Regions from separate parts of the Homo sapiens genome. Here region 2 is linked to region 1. A link is an interaction called in ENCODE POLR2A ChIA-PET data of the cell type or tissue named here. Cell type or tissue: IMR-90. All regions are shown on one strand.

The links. ChIA-PET counts read pairs that join two places held together with the same protein. Peaks named below come from ENCODE experiments on the same cell type or tissue, not always from the same donor. Only the 100,000 strongest peaks of a DNase experiment are listed, where the experiment ranks them.
Region 2: POLR2A ChIA-PET joins it to region 1 with 11 read pairs; 2 of 35 experiments call an interaction of 5 or more read pairs at or near these places.

The regions. Positions count from the first base shown.
Region 1 is chr4:145,693,798-145,701,797 of GRCh38, reverse strand. C4orf51 (chromosome 4 open reading frame 51) reads right to left here. Exons shown (of 6, transcript NM_001080531.3): 2 at 5,166-5,239. Among named protein-coding and RNA genes, the nearest start is that of C4orf51, 18 kb to the right of the region's middle. RefSeq lists enhancers at 1,361-2,287, 2,288-3,215. In IMR-90, no CTCF peak of the experiment used is centred here; no DNase peak of the experiment used is centred here.
Region 2 is chr4:145,915,445-145,923,444 of GRCh38, reverse strand. All of the region lies in intron 1 of ZNF827 (zinc finger protein 827), which reads left to right. Among named protein-coding and RNA genes, the nearest start is that of ZNF827, 19 kb to the left of the region's middle. In IMR-90, no CTCF peak of the experiment used is centred here; a DNase peak (open chromatin) is centred at 3,064; H3K27ac peaks cover 314 bases.

The DNA.
Region 1 (8,000 bases):
TGTTGTCCAAGTTGGCACCAGAGTTGGGGAGTTTTTAGAGGTTTAGAAGCCTGGCTGTCAATAACTACAACAGTTATGGAGGCAAGGGAAACAGGCCCTTGAAAAGAAGGTAATGTGGAGTGGGTAGCCTCCGTATTGATTAAGAAGGGGACGGACTTACCTTCCACTGTGAGAGTTACCCGAAGCTCGGCATCCGTGATGGTCTAGGGGGCTTCTGAGGCGATCGGGCAGCATCAGTCTTCAGCCGCTAAGCCAAGGAGTCAGTCAGAGAGCCTTGGGCCAGAGTTCCAGGGGCTCTGGGAGTGGCTGCCAGGTGAGTTGAACAGTCCAATTTCCAGTGGGGTCCCCGCACAGATGGGACACGGCTTAGGAGGAATCCTGGGCTGCAGGCATTCCTTGGCCTGGTGGTCAGATTTCTGGCACTTGTAGCAAGCTCCTGGGGGAGGAGGTTCTGGAGGAACGCCTGGGCACTTCGGTTTAGGCGTTTGGAAGTTCTTGTGTGCTGGAGATGTGGCTGGGGTTTGTCTCACAGTGGAGGCAAGGAATTGCCACTTTTTTTTTTATTATTGTACACCTTGAAGGTGAGGTTAAGTCCTGTTGCGGGGTTTGAGGGCCAGATTCTAATTTTTGGAGTTTAATGTTGGGAGCAGATTGGGTAATAAAATGTATATTGAGAATAAGATGGCCTTTTGACCTTTTAGGGTCTAGGGCTGTAAAGCGTCTCAGGGTTGCTGCTGAACGAGCCATGAACTGGGCTGGGTTTTTATATCTGATGAAAAAGAGCCTAAACCCTTCTGATTTGGGGTAAAGAAAAAGGAGCATTAACCTCGACTATGCCTTTGGCTCCAGCCACCTTTTTAAGAGTAAATTGCTGGGCAGGTGGGGGAGGGCTAGTCATGGAATTAAACCGTAAGCTGGACCAGGTGTGAGGAGGGGAGGCGATAAAAAGATTACAGGGTGGAGGAGTGGAGGCTGAGGAAGAATTGGGACCTAGCTTGGCCTGGCGAGGAGGGGAGAGGTCAGATGGGTCTGTAGAAAAGGAAGATTAGAAAGACTCAGCGACGCTTGGGGTTGGGACTGAGGGGACAGGCGGGAAGGAAGGAAGATTTGGGATGAGTTGCACTGGGCACAGAGACTAGGAAGGGACTGATGTGTAAAATAATGCCTGGACGTCAGGCACCTCAGACCATTTGCCTATTTTACGACAAGAATTATTCAGATCTTGTAGGATGGAAAAATTGAAAGTGCCATTTTCCGGCTATTTGGAACTACTGTTGAGTTTGTACTGGGGTCAAACGGCATTGCAGAAGAAAATAAGACACTTAGATTTTAGGTCAGGTGAGAGTTGAAGAGGTTTTAAGTTCTTAAGAACACAGGCTAAGGGAGAAGAAGGAGGAATGGAGGGTGGAAGGTTGCCCATAGTGAAGGAGGCAAACCTAGAGAAAAGAGAGTGTAGAGACACGGAGGGAAGGGATTTGGGGGTTCTTACCCTCCAGAAAAGCAGGGAGGGGGGTCAGGGCACGGAAATAAGGGATTGGGGCACAGAGATAAGAGGTTGGGGTGTGGAAATAAGGGATTGGGGCACAGAGATAAGAGGTTGGGGTGCAGAAATAAGGGATTGGGGCATAGAGATAAGAGGTTGGGGCATGGAAATAAGGGATTGGGGCACAGAGATAAGAGGTTGGGGTGCGGAAATAAGGGATTGGGGCATAGAGATAAGAGGTTGGGGCATGGAAATAAGGGATTGGGGCACAGAGATAAGAGGTCGGGGTGCAGAAATAAGGGATTGGGGGTTCTTGCCCCATAGAAAAGAGGGACTTGCCACCAAGGGTGAAGGAGAAGGTGTTGAGGGGTGCTTGCCCCTCCCCCAGAAAAGCGGGACTTGCCGCTAAGGGTGAAGGAGAAGGGGTTGAGGGGTACTTGCCCCTCCCCCAGAAAAGCAGAGAAGGGGTAGAGACAAGGAGAGAAGGGGTTGGGGTACTTGCCCTTTCCCCACAAAAGCAGAGAAGGGGTAGAGACAAGGAGAGAAGGTGTTGGCGTACTTGCCCCTTCCCCAGAAAAGCGGGACTTGCCACTAAGGGTGAAGGACCAAGGCAGGCTTCCCTGCGTGGTCTGACACTCTTGAAACGTGGGTAGATAATCAGAGAGGCATCCCTGCAATGATTAAACACCAAGGGAAGGCTGCCTTCCCAGTCCGTGACCGGCGCCAGAGTTTTGGGTCCACGGATAAAACATGTCTCCTTTGTCTCTACCAGAAAATGAAAGGAATTGAAATTAAGAGAAGGGAGAGACTGCAGTGTGGCGCCAAGATTGAAAGGAGAAAGAGGTTGACGGATAGTGAGGGAGGTTGGAGAAGACAGTAAAAAGAGGCCGCTTACCGGATTTGAAATTGGTGAGATGTTTCTTGGGCTGGTCGGTCTGAGGACCTGAGGTCGTAGGTGGATCTTTCTCACAGAGCAAAGAGCAGGAGGACAGGGGATTGATCTCCCAAGGGAGGTCCCTGATCCAAGTCACGGCACCAAATTTCTTGCGCATCCGTGTGAAGAGACCACCAAACAGGCTTTGTGTGAGCAATAAAGCTTTTAATCACCTGGGTGCAGGTGGGCTGAGTCTGAAAAGAGAGTCAGCGAAGGGAGATAAGGGTGGGGCCATTTTATATGATTTGGGTGGGTAAAGGAAAATTACAGTCAAAGGGGGTTTGTTCTCTGGCGGGCAGGAGTGGGGGTTGCAAGGTGCTCAATGGGGGTGCTATTTGAGCCAGAATGAGCCAGGAAAAGGACTTTCACAAGGTAATGTCATCAGTTAAGGCAAGGACCGGCCATTTACACTTCTTTTTGTGGTGGAATGTCATCAGTTAAGGTGGGGCTGGGCATATTCACTTCTTTTGTGATTCTTCAGTTACTTCAGGCCATCTGGGCGTATATGTGCAAGTCACAGGGGATGCGATGGCTTGGCTTGGGCTCAGAGGCCTGACAAGGAGTTAATATCCAAAATATATAATGAACTTGTAAACCAAAAATAAAATTCTAAGCTCCCCCAACTGACTGGTGGAGCTTCCCCTTGGCCAAGGGCATTTTCAAATTATCCTGAAAAACTAGTTCAGGGCATGATGGGAAGTGGGGGTCAGACATGCCTCACAAACATCAACAGAGAGACCTTAAGACTGATAGAACAGACTCTTTAAATCTGATAAGAAACACAGTCTATTCTCTCTGAAACCTACCTGTAGGCTTCATTTGTATCATAAAACCTTGGTCTCCACATCCCTTTATCAAAACCCAGACATTCCTTTCTGTTCTACTCCAGGTCTTTAGATAAAATCCCTTTCAACCAATTGCTAATCAGAAAATCTTTAAATCTGCCTCTGACCTGGTAGCACATGCTTTGAGTTGTCCTGCCTTTCTGGATTGAACCAATGTACATCTTACATGTATTGATTGATGTCTCATGTCTCCCTAACATGTATAAAACCAAGCTCTACCCTAACCTTGGGCATATGTTGTCAGGACTTCCAGAGGCTGTTCACAGATGTGTCCTTCACCTTGGCAAAATAGACTTTCTAAATTGATTGAGACCTGTCTCAGATACTTTTGGTGTACAAACCCATATAACTAAATAGCAGAAAAAAAACTGATTTAAAAATGGGAAATGACTTGAAGAGACATTTTTCCAAATAACACATACACATGGCCAACAAGTATATAACAAGGTTCTCAACCTCACTAATTTCAGGGAAATGCAAATCAAAACCACAACCAGGTATTACTTCTACCTGTTAGAATGGCTATTATCAAAAAGTTAAAAAATAAGTGTTATCAAAGATGTGTGAAAAGGAAACCCTTATCCACTATTGATGGGAATGTTAATTGGGAGGTTCCTGAAAAAAATTAAAAATAGAATTACTATATGATCCAACAATCCTACTGATACATATCCAAAGGAAATAAAATCACGACCTCGAAGAGCTACCTGCACTCCCATGTTCATTACAGCATTATTCACAAGAGTCAAGATCTAGAAACAACTTACGTGTCCATCAATAATGAATGGATAAAGAGAATGTGGTATATAATACAATGGAAAATTATTCAGCCTTAAAGAGAAGGACATCTTGGTTTATGTGACAACATGGATGCACCTGGAGGACTTTATGCTAAGTGAAATTACTCAGCCACAGAAAGACAAAAACTGCATAATTTCACTCATATGTGTAATCTAAAAAGTCAAAGTTATAGAAGCATAGTAGAACAGTGGTTACCTGGAGGTGTGAGGTAAGATAAATGGGGAATTTTTGGTCAAAGAGTACAAACTTTCAGTTATAAGATGAATATGTATGGAGACCTTATGTACAGTATGGTAACTATGGTTAATTAAAATGTATACTTAAAATTTGCTAAGAGAGCCAGGCATGGTGGCTTACGCTTGTAATCCCAGAACTCCGGGAGGCCAAGTTGGGCAGATCACAAGGTCAGGAGTTTGAGACCAGCCTGGCCAACATGGTGAAATCCCATCTCTTCTAAAAACACAAAAATTAGTTGGGCATGGTGGCAGGTGCCTGTAATCCCAGCTACTTGGGAGGCTGAGGCATGAAAATCGCTTGAACCCAGGAGGCAAAGTTTGCAGCGAGCCAAGATCGCACCACTGCACTCCAGCCTGGGTGACAGAGTGAGACCCTTTCTCAAAAAAAAAAAAAAAAATTGCTAAGAGAGTAGGTCTGTTTTTGTTTGTTTGTTTGGTTGGTTGGTTGGTTTTGTTTTGTTTTTTCAGACCGAGTCCTCTGTCACCCAGGCTGTAGTGCAATGGCACCACCTCGGCTCACTGCAACCTCTGCCTCCCGGGTTCAAGCAATTCTCCTGCCTCATCCTTCCAAGTAGCTGGGATTACAGGTATGCGCCACCACACCCAGCTAATATTGTTTTTGTATTTTTGGTAGAGATGGGTTTCACCATGTTGGCCAGCCTGGTCTTGAACTCGTGACCTCAAGTGATCCGCCCACCTTGGCCTCCTGAAGTACTGAGAGTACAGGTGTGAGCCACAGTGCCCGGCCTACAATTTTTATTTGTCAATCATATCTCAGTAAAGTGAGAGAAAAAAAAAGAACCTGAAAGAAACACAGCAACCCTGGCAAAAGGGCTGGGCCCAGAAACTGATCATGTTGCACTTACCTTTGATATCTGTAGTCTCTTGGGTACCAGCCCAGCAGAGAAGATGACAGGCAGAACTGTTTGTCAATGACATCCTAAGGAAAGCAAGTAGAAGAAACAAGTTACAAATTTATGGATTTATAAATCACATGAAGCCTGTGGACTTACAGGGATTTCCATTCATCTTTTTTTAAAACTTTCATTTTAGGTTTGGGAGTACATGTGAAGGTTTGTTATTTAGATAAACTCGTGTAACGGGGGTTTGTTGTACAGATTACTTCATCACCCAGGTATTAAATCTAATACCCGATAGCAATTTTGTTCTGCTCCTCTCCCTCCTCCCACCCTCCACCATCCAGTAGACCCCAGTGTCTGTTGTTCCATTCCTTTTTTGAGACGGAGACTCACTCTGTCACCAGGCTGGAGTGCAGTGGTGTGATCTTGGCTCACTGCAACCTCCGCTTTCCAGGTTCAAGTGATTCTCCTGCCTCAGCCTCCTGAGTAGCTAGGACTACAGGCACGCACCACCAAGCCCAGCTAATTTTTTTATTTTTAGTAGAGACAGGGTTTCACCATGTTGGCCTGGATGATCTCAATCTCTTCACCTCGTGATTTGCCCACCTTGCTGGGATTACAGGCATGAGCCACTGCGCCTGGCCATGTTGTTTCCTTCTTTATGTCCATGTGTTCTCATCATTTAACTCTCACGTATAAATGAGAACATGCAGTATTTAGTTTTCTGTTCCTGCATTAGTTTGCTAAGGTTAATGGCCACCAGCTCCATCAATGTTTCTGCAAAAGATATGATCTTGTTCTTTTTTGTGACTGCATAGTATTTCATGATGTATATGTACCCCATTTTCTTTTTACAACCTGTCATTGATTGTCATTTAGGTTGATTCTAGGTCTTTGCTATTGTGAATAATGCTGCAATGAACATTTGCATGCATGTGTCTCTATGGTGGAATGATTTATATTCCAGAAAGATTTCATGACATAGATGCCAAAAGCAATCACAACAAAAGCCAAAGTTGACAAAGGGGATCTGGTTAAACTTAAGAGCTTCTGCACAGCAAAGAAACAGACAACCTACAGAAGAGGATAAACCAACAGAGTAAACAGACAACCTACAGAAGAGGATAAAATATTTGCAGGCTATGCATCTGACAAAGGTCTAATATCTGGCATCTAAAGGGACTTAAATTTGCAAGAAAAAAAACAAACAATCCCATTAAAAAGTGGGCAAGGGACATAAACAGACACTTTTCAAAAGAAGACATGTGGCCAAAAAGCATATCAAAAAAAGCTCATTATCACTGATCATTAGAGAAATGCAAATTAAAACTACAATGGGATACCATCTCACACCAAACAGAATGGCTATTATTAAAAAGTCAAAAATAACAGATGCTGGCAAGGTTGCAGAGAAAAGAGAACACTTTTACACTGTTGGTAGGAGGGTATATTAGTTCAACCACTGTGGAAAGCAGTATGACAATTCCTCAAAAAGCTAAAAATAGAACTACCGTTCTGCCCAGTGATCCCATTACTGGGTATTTACTCAGAGGATTATAAATCATTCATCTTTTTATTTGGTTTCTTAAACACTTGTTTGTTCTCTTCCACTCTTTCCATATTCCCAACTGTAATCCCACAATCCCATTAAATAAACTACAGTTGGACTTTCTTATCGTCTTTAGTGATTTGTTTGTTCTCTAATTTGTCATAAAAGGGTAACATTTTCAACTTCTGTGCATGAAAAGCTCAAACATTAAGTTCATAATTATTTCAAAGGGATTTATGAGTGTTTCTCTAGGGAGCTGTTTTCAAAATAAGATAAGTGCTATGAATGGGATAAGAAAGATTACAGTAATTATGTTCATTTCTGAAAAAACTAAAAACTTGGCCGGGCAGAGGGGCTCCTCACTTCCCAGTAGGGGCGGCCGGGCAGAGGCGCCCCTCACCTCCCCGACGGGGCGGCTGGCCGGGCGGAGGGCTGACCCCCCCACCTCCCTCCCGGACGGGGCGGCTGGCCAGGCGGGGGGGCTGACCCCCCCACCTCCCTCCCGGACGGGCGGCTGGCCGGGCGGGGGGGCTGACCCCCCCACCTCCCTCCCGGATGGGGCGGCTGGCCGGGCGGGGGGCCGACCCCCCCACCTCCCTCCCGGACGGGGCGGCTGGCCGGGCAGAGGGGCTCCTCACTTCCCAGAAGGGGCGGCCGGGCAGAGGCGCCCCTCACCTCCCAGACGGGGCGGCTGGCCGGGTGGAGGGCTGACCCCCCCACCTCCCTCCCGGACGGGGCAGTGAGGAGTGTCTCTGCCTGGCTGCCCATCGTCTGGGATGTGAGGAGCCCCTCTGCCTGGCTGCCCAGTCTGGAAAGTGAGGAGCGTCTCCGCCTGGCCGCCATCCCATCTAGGAAGTGAGGAGCGCCTCTTCCCAGCCGCCATCACATCTAGGAAGTGAGGAGCGTCTCTGCCCGGCCGCACATCGTCTGGGATGTGAGGAGGAGATCGTCTGAGATGTGGGGAGCGCCTCTGCCCCGCCGCCCCATCTGGGATGTGAGGAGCGCCTCTGCCCGGCCGAGACCCCGTCTGGGAGGTGAGGAGCGTCTCTGCCCGGCCGCCCCGTCTGAGAAGTGAGGAGCCCCTCCGCCCGGCAGCTGCCCCGTCTGAGAGGTGAGGAGCCTCTCCGCCCGGCAGCCACCCCATCTGGGAAGTGAGGAGCGTCTCCGCCCGGCAGCCACCCCATCTGGGAAGTGAGGAGCGTCTCCGCCCGGCAGCCACCCCGTCCGGGAGGGAGGTGGGGGGGGTCAGCCCCCCCGCCCGGCCAGCCGCCCCGTCCGGGAGGTGAGGGGCG
Region 2 (8,000 bases), 220 kb before region 1:
GTAATAGAGATGGGTTCTCACCACGTTGGCCAGGCTGGTCTCAAACTCCTGGCCTCAGGTGATCCGCCTGCCTCGGCATCCCAAAGTGCTGGTATTACAGGCATGAGCCTCCGCACCTGGCCTGCATTCAATCTGTGACATGTTTTGGATGGCATATCTGAAGAAAATCTGACTTCACACCAATATGTAATAGTCTTTTCAGATAATTGTGAATATTCATTGATATTACACCAAGACTCAAAAAGAGATAGCTTCTTAAAGATTAGTTGCAATGATTAATCAAAACATTTCAATAAACTTTTCATATTTTGAAGCATTAAAATCTACTGGTCTCTCTTGTGCTTTGAATGGATCAATGTGCATAGAACATCTTGTGTTGGACATTTGGAAAATATTGGTTCACTGAGTTATGTAGATCTACCAAATGTTGACACATTTTGTTATAAAATATAAAAAAAATATTAATATCAACACTGATGTTATCTGAAAGGTGTTTAAGGACCGTATTGGGAAGCTGTCAAATTCACAGTGTAAGATACATGTTTTCCAAAATTTTAATTCTTGTTTGAAAGCTTGAATTTTATTGTTGGCAACAAACACTGTCAGTTTTTCCTTGAAGTATCAGTCTTACTTTTCATTTCCAATGAAGAGTCTGCCAAATACCGATACTTGAATGACCATAGTCAGTTATCCTTTCAATTAAAAGTGATGTTCAAGGAAAAATTGGCTAGTTCGGCTCTTAACTCAGTCACACATGTCCTTTTCCTTGAGACAGCCACCGTACTTTGGTGATAGCAGAAGTGCTTTATGCATGTATTTCATTACATGTGTTATTAAAAAGATGTTTACTCAAGGGTCAGTCTTCAATGAAAATAATTTTTACTGCTTCATCAAAGACATTCTTAAGTGAAACTGGCAGGGCTTTTCTCCTTGGTTTTGTTTTTGTGTTTGTGTGTTAGTTTTCTAAATATGTGCAGCAGTGAAGAATGAAATCATTACCAGTATGATTTATTGCTGTTGCTGTGATTCAAGCTAAGGTCCCAATAGTTTTACCCGTCATTGCTTTTGTATCATCATTACAGATGTCAATGGAGTAATAAGGGCAAATGATAGCTTAGTATTATTATAAAAACAGTTTTGATCTTGAGGATCCCTGAAAGGGTCTCAGAGACACATAGGGGTCCACACACCACACTTTGAGAACCACTACTCTAAGTTGTCTACATAGTAATGGAAATGCCACATCTTGGTGCATGTGCGTCTTCAGCTTTACTAGGTAATGCTATAATGTAGCACTTTGAATATTTTCACCAAAGACCCCAAAAGGCAAAGAATCCTGAAGATGGGGAATCCTAAACTCACAACGGTTCTCACAGCTTCTGTGAGATTTCCTTGATGTATCTTTGAATTATCTTACAATGTGCATTATACTGTATATCTGTTGGTTTAGACTAAAAGTAATGTTTTCAATAACTCATCAGTCAAATTACCTTTGTTTCTTGTAAATATGTATGTATCAGTTTTGGTCTGTGAAGATGCTCCATATTTATCCTGGTACCTGTTATGATTTCCTGGAACCCCTGTTGGAGGAGAACTCCAGTGAGTGCCTTGGTCCAGCATGATTTATCTTGGAGACTGCATGGTAGCAAAGAAGAGATGACTAAGATTTCCAGTCTTGGGGAATTAGGAGTATTTCTGGTCTTCGTGTCTTCTTTTTCTGGGTTGCTGTCCTCATTGTCCATGAACCCACTCATCTGAGACAGAAACCTGAGTGTAATCCAAATGCCACCCCCTTCCTTTTCCTCCCCTCATTGAATTTCTTCCCCACCCAGTTTTGTTGGTTCTGCTTCCCAAATATCTCTAGAATAAATCATGCCCACCCCCTGCCACTGCTTTGGTTTACACTCATATTTTTTCTCAAAGAGAATTGAAATGGTTGCCAGCTGACCTCTTTTTTTTTTTTTTTTTTTTTTTGCCTGAGTCTCACCTCTCCCCTCCCCAACCCCTGCCTCTGTAATCCAGTCTCCACACTGCCACCATGGCAGACTTTCTAAAACACTCATGTAATCCAGATAATCCTATTTAAGATCTTTTAGGCATTTTCTAAAAGGATAAAGTCTGGACTTCTAGACTTTGCCAAGAAGCAAATCTAGAAGATGCTTTGTCATCTAAGCCCCTTTCCTCTGCCATGTTGTATACTCCTTGTTTTATTCGTACTGAACTATCTGTTCTGCAAATCATACTTATACCTCCTTTTCTTGGCGTATTCTTTTCTCTGTTTCTGAAATATCTTCAACTCATTTATGTGCCTGATAACCTCCTACTTAGCCTGCAACACTCAGTTCTCTGAGAAGCCTTTCCTGCTTCCCCTCCTGCATTGTCCCACATGCTGGGTAGAATTAGGCGTCTCCTCCCCTGGTTCCCATAGCTCTATCATAATAACTTTGTGTGCATAGTATACTTCCTTACTAGTCGATGTTCTTATTGACTGTGAGCTTTTAAAGGGCATGGACTTTCTTATTCATTTTTGTACATTCTTGCACATAACAGTAACTGATTATAGTAGGTGGTCAATAAATAGTGCTGAATAAATGAATGAAGGGAGAAGTAAAGAGCTGGTCACAGAATCCAAGAAATAGGAGATGTTCTATTAATATTGTTGAATGAAGAAATGAATGAAATTAAGAAGGGGGGAATCCCATAGGTGTTTCATAAACACTGCTGAATGAATAAACAAAGAAGTTAAGACTGGGTCACAGAACCAAAGGGTTTTAGAGGTGGAAAGGACTTTAGAGACCATCTCCTGCTGTCTTCCTCTTTCAAAAATGAGAAAACGATTTGCCTAAATTGTCCCGGGCTGGGTATAGGAGGCGATGAACAGTACCCTGGACATTCGCGTGAATGTAGCCTGGAGATGACTGGAGGGAGTCACATGCTTCTCCTCCCTTCCTGAGGAGACTTGCCCAGAAGAGCAGAGGCCGTGGCGTATGCTGCAGGGGATACCACCGTCTAAGTGCAAGAGAGAACTTTTGTGGTTGGAAGTCTGTGGCACATTCCAGACTGTGGAGTCTCCCCTCAGCTATTGGCTGTTGCTCTCTTTCTGTCCTCAAACTGTGCCAAGACCGTCAGATTTTCCTGATGACTGGGCATATTCTGCATCTGGATTCCATGGTCATAACAACCAGAAGTTTCCTGTCTTCTTTGGTTGGGGTGATTATGATATAGAGCTGGGTAACAATATCAACAGTTCTGAGGTAAGCCGTCCTCTTTAAAACATAATGTTTTCTCATTTGAGATTTCTAGGTGCCTGGGAAAAAGGGAAAGCTATTATTCACTAAGCGTCAACTCTGTGCCAGGTGCTTTACTTATGTAATGCTAATTTACCTTTACATAGCCCTGTACAATTGCAGATATTAGTATCTTATACTCTAAACAGGAGAAGGTGCTTGTAGACTTCAGGTGGGCCTAGTGTATAGCAGGATAAGATTCGAGTGGGAGTGTCTGGTTCCAAAGCTTGTGCCCTTTCTATTTTGCCATGCTGTTTCATGCTGTATAAATAGATTTTCTGCTATACAAAACTTATTGTGGCCCTATTTCACCAATATTAGTGAATTGTTGGAGTTGATTATATTTATTTACTTAAAAGGAGGAGAATCTACAGGTTTCTGGTTTAATGTTATCCATGCTTTGCAGTTTACATGTACTTGGCCATCTTGGCAGGACCACCATGTATGGGAGAGAGAGCAGTATTAATACCCTACTTTATGGATGATGGATTTCAGTAGTGGGGGACAGAGCATTCTTCATATTTCTGGTTCATCACTGTATTCCTCATACCATGTCTAAGAGCTTGTTTATAGTAGGGTTTTCAATTTTTGTTAAATAAACATCAGAAGTTATATAGCTGGTAAATTCCAAATTCAAAGTGGAACCAGGTCTCTGAGTCTCAGCTCAGTGGTCCTTCCTTTGCTAAAGCATTCTGCTTTTCCCAGTGCTCTAAGCAGAGTGATGCAGGAATGAGCTCTCCCTTTCATGAGTATATGTGGGACTTGGGAACTCTCTTGATTTGGCTGTCCAGTGAATTTCCACAAATCTGAACAAGTACGGGTGGTCCCTTAGGATAAGATCTTTCTTGTTTTTGCCTCTCCTCTTTTAAATACTCAATATAGGATTTGTTTTTATTTTAATTTTTGAGACAGGATCTTAACTCTTATAGTCCAGGCTGGAGTGCAGTTGTGTGATCATCAGCTGCAGCCTCCACTTACTGGTCTCAAGTGATCCTCCCACCTTAGCCTCCCAAGTAGCTGGTACTAGAGTATGCCACCAGTCCTGGGTAATTTTTAAACTTTTTGTAGAGATGGGAGTCTTGCTATGTTGCCCAGGCTGGTCTCAAAACTCCTGGCCTCAAGTGATACCCCACCTCAGCCTCCCAAAGTGCTGGGATTATAGGTGTGAGACACTGTGCCTGGCTCAATATAGGATTTTAAATCATTTCTATTTACCTGACACTTAGTCCCCAGTAAGATGATTGGATAATGACTGATGACCCAAAGTGGATTCATAGAGGATTTGCACCAGGAGGATCCCTGAGGTCATCTAAAACAGTGGCTTTCAAAACAAAACAAAATAGGTGGAACCCTTCCTTGTCTTTATGGAGAGCTCCACTATGTAGAAAAGATCAAAGACAAAGCAGGGCTGTGCAGGCTGGGTGTGTGCTGGGGTGAGAGCTGGGGGTGGGTCCATAGAGCCCAACCTTGCCCGAGAGCCCCAGGCTTCCTCTATGTGTGGTTTGGAAACCACTGATCCATCCTAACCCCTTATTTTATAGATGAAGAAACTGAGGCACAAAGGTGCTCAATGACTTACACAAGTGGCTGGATTAAAAAGATGATGATGAAACTTGTTGCCATATATCGGAATTTTTTTTTTTTTTTTTGAGACTGGGTCTTACTTTTTTGCCCAGGCTGGAGTGCAGTGGTGCAATCTTAGCTCATCGCTGTTTTAGAGCACCATTCCGCTTTTTTTTTTTATATATAAAGAAAAAGTACCTGTTCTGGAGAGCAGAAGTCTGCAAACTGTAGCCAGTTTTTTTTTTTTTTTTTTTTTTTTTTTGCCTTGAGCTAAGAATAGTTTTTATGTTTTTAAAGGGTTCTTTAAAACAACAACAAAATATAAGGACAGAGACTATATGTGCCCCGCAAAGCATAAAGTAGGATTTACCACTGCTGATATTAATGTGGAAATTTTTCTTAAAAATTAGGTTTTCTGTAAGTAACTTCAAAACAAAGATTTAAAACAAAGCCTGATTAGTTGAGCAAATTTATTAGATTGGTGCAAAAGCAATTGATGTTTTTACTATTAAAAGTAATGGCAAAACCGTAATTACTTTCTGCCCCAACCTAATATATCAAAAGCTTTTCAAACTTGTGTGTTTCAAATAACTTCTTTAAATTGCCCAATATATTTTCACTCTCCTTTTAAAATACCAGTTTTGGGTGGAGGATAAGCTGGTTAATGAAATTCTTATAATATGTGGGAATGTTGCAGCTACAGAACTGCAGACAGTTCTTAGGTGAAAAAGAAGTGGTGTTTTTATTCAAATACAAAATTAGGGCACTTAACAGTCACCCAAAAGGTCAAGAACCAGAGGAACTGATGTAGGAATAATATAAGTGGTCACTCCCAGGAAATGGCATATGAATGTTGTTTTTTCTTTTCTTTTTTTTTTTTTTTTTTTTTTTTTTGACCAGCTACCTTGGAGTTGAGCCTTATCCAAAGTAGCAGTAGAGCATGTTTCCAAACTTCAATCTTACCACTTGATGCATTTTCCAAAGTGCTATGATTTGAGTGTGTTCCCCAAAGTTCATGGGTTTGAAACAATTGCCAGTGCAACAGTGTTGAGAGATGGGGCCTTTAAGAGGTAATCAAGAGGGACTTTAAGAAGCTGTGGCTTCATAGCTGGGTTAATATTATTATCATGGGAGTGGGTTTGTTAACAAAAACCAGTTTGGCCCTCTCTTGCTCTCTCTGTCTCCAAGTGATACCTTCAACTATGTTATGATGCAGCAAGAAGGCCCTCACAAGATGCAGCCCCTTGATCTTGGACTTCCCAGCCTCCAGAACTGTGAACCCAATACATTTCAGTTCTTTACAAATTATCTGGTCGTGCGTGTTTTGTTATAGCAACATAAAATGGACTGAGACAGAAAATTGGTACTAAGAAGTGGGGCTCTTGCTGTAACAAATATTTGAAAATGTGGAAGTGGTTCTGGAACTGGGTAATGGATAGATGCTAGAAGAATTTGGAGGAGCAGGTTAGAAAAAGCCTAGGTTGTTATAAACAGAGCATTAAGGGCAATTCTGGTGAAGGCTCAGAAGAAGAGAGCTAGTGGTAAACTAAGAAACTTCTTAGAGATTAATTAAGGGCTGTGATCGGAATGTTGGTAGAAATATGGACAGTAAAGGCCATTCTGATGAGATCTCAGATAGAAAAGAGGAATTATTGGAAACTGGAGTAAAGGCCATCCTTGTTATGATGTGGCAAAGAACTTGGCCGAATTGTGTCCATACCCTCGGGCTTTTAGGAAGGCAGAATTTAAGAGCCATCAACTAGGGTATCTCTTGAGAGAAATTTCTAAGCAAAATGTTGAAGGAGCTACATGGCTTCTATTAACTTCATATAGTAAAATGAGAGGAGAGAAATGATTTAAAGATGGAATTTATAATTAAAAGGGAAACAGAAATGAGGAATTTGAAGGATTCTCAGCCTGGCCATGTAGCAGAGAATGAAAGAACATTTTCAGGAGAGGAAACCATAGATGTGGCCAAGGAACTGATTGATTGATAAGGGGATTAACATGGATAGAAGGAAACCAAAGGACGATGAGAGAATGACCCCAAAGGTACTTTGGAAATCACCAGTGCTCCCCTTCCATCACAGGCCCAGAGTGCCAAGGCCTGGGGAAAGGAAATGTCCAAAGAGAGTCCTCGGGTGCCCTTGAGACACTGGGCTTGCTGCCTAGGGCTGCTGTAAGTCTTTGCTCCCCACATTCCCGTACGGCTCATGCCCCCAGTTCACCCCAGGTGTCACAGCTTTGGAAGGTGTAAGCAGCAAATCTTGGCTATGTTCATGTGGTAGAAGTGTGCAGGTGCTCAAAATTCAAGAGCTGTGGGCATATGGCTTCCTTCATCTAGATTTCACGACCGCCTGGGGGCCCAGGCAGAGACTTTCTGAGGGGCAGAGCTGATGCAGGGAGCCCCCAACTAGGGCAATGCCTAGTGGAGCTGTAGAAGTAGGGGAGCATGCAGCTTCAGGCTGGGAAAGCTGCAGGCACAAGACCAACCCTTGGATGAACTGAACCCAGCAAAGCCATTGGGGTGGGGTTACCTGAGGCCTTGGCGGCCCAACCCCCACCCCAGTGTACAGGGGATTGGGGACATGGAGTCAAAGGAGATTATTCTGGCATCTTAAGATGTAATATTGTTTTCCCTGTTGGGTTTTGGACTTACTCAGGACCAGTTATCCCATTCTCTTGCCTATGTCTCCCTTTGGAATGAGAATGCCTATTCTATGCCTGTCCCACTATTGTATTTTGGAAGTGGATAACTTGTTTAATTTTACAGGCTTACAGCTGGAGGGAAATTTGTCTCAGGATGAATTGTACCTTGAGTCTCACCCATATCTAATTTAGATTAGACTCTGGACGTTTGGATTTTTGAGTTGATGATGAAAGAAGTTAAGACTTTTGGGGCTATTGTGATGGAATGAATATATTTCGCATGTGAGAAGGACATGAATTTTTGGAGCCAAGGGTGGAATGCTGTGGTTTGAGTGTGTCCCCCAGAATTCATATGTTGGAAACTCAATCCTCAATGCAACAGTATTGAGAGGTGGAACCTTTAAGAGGTGATTAGGTCAGGAGAGCTCTGCCCTATGAATAGATTAGTATCCTTATCTCGGGAGTGTGTTGGTTATTGGGAGAGCGATTTTTTTTTTTGAG